Regions from separate parts of the Homo sapiens genome. Here region 2 is linked to region 1. A link is an interaction called in ENCODE POLR2A ChIA-PET data of the cell type or tissue named here. Cell type or tissue: K562. All regions are shown on one strand. Each heading gives the region's core, and the rest is flanking DNA. Links, peaks and the distances in the headings are about the cores only. Region 1 has its middle 160 kb from the start of NDUFV2. Region 2 has its middle 110 kb from the start of NDUFV2.

Evidence for each region. Peaks named below come from ENCODE experiments on the same cell type or tissue, not always from the same donor. Only the 100,000 strongest peaks of a DNase experiment are listed, where the experiment ranks them.
Region 2: POLR2A ChIA-PET joins it to region 1 with 5 read pairs; 7 of 35 experiments call an interaction of 5 or more read pairs at or near these places.

What each region holds. Positions count from the first base shown.
Region 1 is chr18:8,937,835-8,940,755 of GRCh38, forward strand. No RefSeq gene overlaps it. Among named protein-coding and RNA genes, the nearest start is that of NDUFV2, 160 kb to the right of the region's middle. In K562, for the core only: no CTCF peak of the experiment used is centred there; a DNase peak (open chromatin) is centred at 1,208.
Region 2 is chr18:8,993,392-8,996,312 of GRCh38, forward strand. No RefSeq gene overlaps it. Among named protein-coding and RNA genes, the nearest start is that of NDUFV2, 110 kb to the right of the region's middle. In K562, for the core only: no CTCF peak of the experiment used is centred there; a DNase peak (open chromatin) is centred at 1,400.

The DNA.
Region 1 (2,921 bases), core at 96-2,595:
CTTTTCTCTCCCTCACGTAAACTTGTTTTACCACCATAACCTGTTTTGCCACAATCCAAGCCACTGTTCTTTCTGTAACCTCAAGATGGTGAGAAAAGAAAAGAACTCATCTGAGGAATGCAAGTCCTTTTAATTATCACACCTGGAGAGACATTAAAATGAGACCTCAGTCACACCCTACTCCCTGCCTGAGCTATGTAATCATCTCTTGAAACTGCTTGCTACTGCCATAAGTAGCTATAAATTAACCTAATAACATCGTACCAGACACTAAAACCCACATCCTATAGCTTAACCATGTATAGCCAATCACTAATCAGTGTTACTTCTGTAAATCAATGAGAATTCCTGACAACAACTTTGCATCTGCCCACTGCCTGTTCCCCTTTTTTTTGCCTATAAAAATCCACCTGTGGCCAGGCATGGTGGCTCATGCCTGTAATCCCAGCACTTTGGGAGGTCAAGGCAGACAGATTACCTGAGGTCAGGAGTTCCAGACCAGCCTGGCCAACATGGTAAAACCTCGTCTCTACTAAAAAATACAAAAATTAGCCGGGAGTGGTAGTGCATGCCTGTAATCCCAGCTATTCAGGAGGCCGAGGCAGGAGAATCGTTTGAACCTGGGAGATGGAGGTTGCAGTGAGCTAAGATCACACCACTGCACCCCAGCCTGGGTAACAGAGTGAGACTTCATCTCAAAAATAAATAAATAAAATATAATAAAATAAAAATCCACTTGTAACTGCTGCTCATCAGAGAGTATATTCGGGTCAACTTGAATCTATGCTTCCAGGTTGGAATCCTCAAGCCTGGCCCCAATAAACTCTCTACTTATATTAATTCTGCCTCAGCTTCTTCCCTTTAGGTCGACAATGGTGTGAAAGCATCAACCATTTGGCCATTGCTTTGAGATTGTTGTAAGACTAAATCTGGCTTTTGTCAGTTGATTTTTCGGTGACCCTTCAGAGGGTGATACAGTTTAGATCTGTGTCCCACCAAATCTCACGTTGAATTATAATCCCCAGTTTTGGACGTGGGGCCTGGTGGGAGGTGATTGGATCCTGGGGTTGGAGTTCTCAGGAATGGGCTAGCACCATCCCCTCGGTGCTATTCTCATGATAGTGAGAGAGTGACTTATCGTGAGATCTGGTTGCTTAAAAGCGTGTGTCATCTCCCCCATCTCTCTTCGTCCTGCTCTGATCATATAAGACAGCTGCTTCCTCTTGGCCTTACCCCAGGACTGTGAGCATCCTGAGGCCTCCCCAGAAGCAGAAGCTGCTATACTTCCTATGCAGCCTGCAGAACTGTGAGCCACTGAACCTCTCATAAACTACCCAGTCTCAGGTATTTCCTTAGAGCTGTGCAAGAACGGACTAATATAGAGGGTGAAGGAATAGTTTTCCCTTGGCCCCCACACTAGCCTCCTCAAGAAACAAGGGTGTGGAACTTCTTTGGGGGAACTGTGCTGTGAGAGTATAAAGATGTTGACGAAAAGAGCCAAGCTCTAATATATTTTGAAGAGATTTATTCTGAGCCAAATATGAGTTGCCAATGGCCCATGACACAGCCCTCAGGAGATCCTGAGAATATATGCCCAACACGGCCTGGCTACAGCTTACTTTCATACATTTTAGGGAGACATACGACATCAATCAACACATGTGAGATACACATTTGTTTGGTCTGAAAGGTGGGACAACTTGAAGCAGAGGCTTCCAGGTTGTAGGTAGATTCGGAGATTTTCTGATTGGCAATTGGTTGAAAAAGTTCAGTTATTGTTTAAAGACCTAGAATCAATAGAAAGGAATGTCTGGGCTGGGCGCAGTGGCTCATGCCTGTAATCCCAGCACTTTGGGAGAATGAGGCGGGCGGATAACTTGAAGTCAGGAGTTCAAGACCAGCCAGGCCAACATGGTGAAACCCCGCCTCTGGAAAAAATAGCTGGGCGTGGTGGCGTGCACCTATAAGCCCAGCTACCTGGGAGGCTGAGGCAGGAGAATTGCTTGAACCTGAGAGGCGGAGGTTGCAGTGAGACAAGATCACACCACTGCACTCCAGCCTGGGTGTCAGAGCAAGACTCCGTCTCAAGAAAAAAAAAAAAAAAAACAAGGAATGTTTGGATTAAGGTAAGAGGTTGGGAAGATCAAGGTTCCCATTATGCAGAGGAAGTCTCCAAGTAGCAGGCTTCAGAGGGAATAGCTTGTAAATGTTTCTTATCAGAGTTGATTCTCTCCTGGATTAGGAAAAAGGCCTGGAAAAGAAAGGGGATTCTCTTCAGAATGTACCTTTTCCCCACGAGAGTCAACTTTGCACGACTACTTCAAGATATGGCAAAGTCGGTGAAACCCCGTCTCTACTAACAATACAAAAAATTAACGGGGCATGGTGGCGGGCACCTTTAGTCCCAGATACTCTGGAGGCTGAGGCAGGAGAATGGTGTGAACCCAGGAGGCGGAGCTTGCAGTGAGTCAAGATCGCGCCACTGCACTCCAGCCTGGGCGACAGAGGGAGACTCCGTCTCAAAAAAAAAAAAAAAAAAAAAGAAAGATATGGCAAAAAAAAAAAAAACACTGGGGGTTAAAATACTTCAGTTTCCTTCTTTATCTGTCATGTGATGTTACACCAGAGTCAGGTTGGAAAATGGGCCACATGATATAGGGTGAAAAAAAAAAACCCCTCCAATGACACTTCATGGTTTACAGCGTGTGACTCTCCAGGCTCCTTGGATAAAAATTTGGGAAAGAAAAGAAAAAGGTCAGAGTTTAGCCCTCAAAGAGAAAGAAACCTTTTTTTCTTCTTTGGATATAATCATAATTTTAAGCAATTAACCTGTTGCCACAGAATTTCCACAGAAGCAGGAAGGCCACTCTGACTTTCTTCTCCCTCCTGTCTCCACTGAATCAGGTCATAAAGGAATTCTC
Region 2 (2,921 bases), core at 325-2,824, 56 kb after region 1:
GTATGTGAAGGAAGACAATCTGAACATCTACATACGCTATGGTTCCAACTATATGATATTCTGGAAAAGGCAAAACTGTGGAGACAGAAAAAGAATCAGAGGTTGCCAGGGGTTAGCAGGGAGGGAAGGATGAACAGGTGGGGCACAGAGGATGTTTAGGACAGTGAAAATATTCCCTATGAGACTGTAATGGTGGATACGTGTCATTATATAATTGTCCAAACCCATAGAATGTTTAACACCAAGAGTGAAGCGTAGTGTAAAGTATCAACTTTGAGTAATGATATCTCGATATAGTTTCATCAATTGTAGCAAATGTACCATTCTAGTAGGGTATGTTGACAAGTGGGGAGGCTGTGGGTGTGTGGGGTAGCAGTGTATGGGAAATCTCTGTACCATCCTCTCAATTTTGCTGCGAACCTAAAACTTCTCTATAAAATAAAGTCTATTAAAAATAAATGTATTTTTTTTAAATTAACCACCCTTTAATAAAAGACTTTGTAGGAAATTAAGCTTAAGAGAATAACTGTTACTACATTTTGGTTACTGCTCTCTTCCCAGTCTCTCTGTGTATTCTATAGGTCCAAGAAACTAACTTGGGAAAGGAGAGGGAAAGTTCTTATTTTCATATGCTGGTAAGACATTCTAGTACTACCATGTCAAAATATAAGCTTTAAAATTGTAGACCAGTGGTGGTGGGGGCTCTGCAAGCCAGCTATTGAAAAACAAGTGGATTCATGTCTGCACTTTAAATAAGAGGTGATAAGTAGAAAACACAAGTAGGTTCAGAATGGACTAACAGGGCTTTTCAAATTTGAATGTTGTATTAGTCCATTCTCACGCTGCTGTAATGACATACCTAAGACTGGGTAATTTATAAAGAAAAGAGGTTTAATTGGCTGAAAGTTCTGCAGGCTGTACAGGAAGCATGGCAGCATCTGCTCAGCATCAGGCGAGACCTCAGGAAACCTACAATTATGGCAGAAGGTGAAAGGGAAGCAGGCATGTTTTACGTGGCTGGAACAGGAGGAAGAGAGAGAGTGGGGAGGTGCCACACGCTTTTAAACAACCAGATCTTGTGAGAACTCACTCATTATTATGAGAACAGAAACAGCACTAAACAGAGATATCCACCCCTAAGATCCAATCACTTCCCACCAGGCCCCACCTCCAAGATTGGGGATTACATTTTGACATGAGATTTGGGTGGGACACAGATCCAAACTATAGCAAATGTGTATACAAATCACCTGGGATCTTATTAAAAATGAAGATTCTGATTCAGTATATTTGGAACAAGTCCAGTAATTCTGCATGTCTAGCAAGCTCCCATGTCCCAGGTGACATCCATGCTGCTGGTCCAGGAACCACACTTTGGTGGCAAGAATGTGAGTCATTGTGTGTGTTGCTATCATTAGTCTTCCTGGTATTGGACTTGAGACCTTCTTAGTCATCTTTGTATCTCCAACACTTATAAGGTGACCAACGTCAAGTTGAGTTAACACATAGTTACAGAATAAATACATCTTTACAGAATAAATACATCTTAGCCTTTCTTTCTCTAAAAAACGGTGAGAGCAACTCTCTCAGGTATGGATGGGATAATATCCAAAAGTATCCACGCTTCTTCAGGGTTGAAAGAAGACCTTCGAAAGAAAATCTAAAGAACAAAAGTGCTCACCATTCAGCCCATATCCACTTCCTTTTCATAGAAATGATAGAAGCAAAAATAAGAAAATAGCTTGGTGAGACTAGATGGTTAGATGAAAGGGTTCCAGGGAGTAAAGATGGTAAGGACTCGAGCTAGCACACTAGAAAAAGTCTCCTTTTCCTAGGTGCCAGTTTCCAGACTATGCTTTGCAAAGAGCACTACGATGAACATCCTTAAACACTGAATTAATGTGTGTCAGCAAAATAATTTCCCTAAAATTGTTTTATTATAAGGAAATTAATAGGGAGTGTGCATGTCCTTTCAACAACATGCTGGAGCATTGTCTAAAAAGCCCACTGAAGATTATTTAATTCTCTAACAGAGCGTCCCTGTGTTTGCCTTTAGTATTTACTATTTGAATATAACTCAGACACTATGGAGTTCTCTGTGGACTTACATATTTCCATCCAGTAGAAGATCTTATTACAAAGGTTATGGTCCCATTGTCCTGCACCATATGATGCAATTGTGTATATAACCTAGCAATGTTATTTAAACATCCTTTTTTAAAAAATTTTTCTTTATTTCTTTAAAGAAATAATTTTATAAATAGAGACAGGGTCTCGCCATGTTGCCCAAGCTAGTCTCGAACTCCTGAGCTCAAGTGATCCACCTTCTTTGGCCTCCCAAAGTGCGGGCATTACAGGCGTGAGCCACCACACCTGGCCTATTTGAACATTCTTTTAAAAATATTACTATAACCCAGCATTTTGGGAGGCCGAAGCAGGTGGATCACTTGAGCTCAGGAGTTCAAGACCAACCTGGGCAACATGATGAAACCCCGTCTCAGTTAAAAAAAAAAAAATTCCTATAAATGCCCAGTTCCTCAAAATGCTTTCCCAACCAGTTTTACCACCTTACTGAATCTCTCATTAATGAACAAATATTTGACATGTGCTAATTGTATATTTGTATGAGAGTCATGTTTTTAACTTTTTGAAAATTATGCTTTGACAGAATAAATTACCAGAAATAGAGCTTGGCTCGGTACATCACATGTCCTCAGACCAAGAACAACTATGCTGGAGAAGCTGTATTTCCTTCACCATCACTGAGGAGCCTCATCTGCACCTGGAATGAATTAAGATATCAATGTCCTATTTTGACTGCATGCTGTTTAGAAATGAGATTTTGAGAAGTCTTAGGATAGGGTGAGTGTATTTTTGTATGTGGAAGGGAATATAAATAATTTTGGGTCAGTGGGCAAACA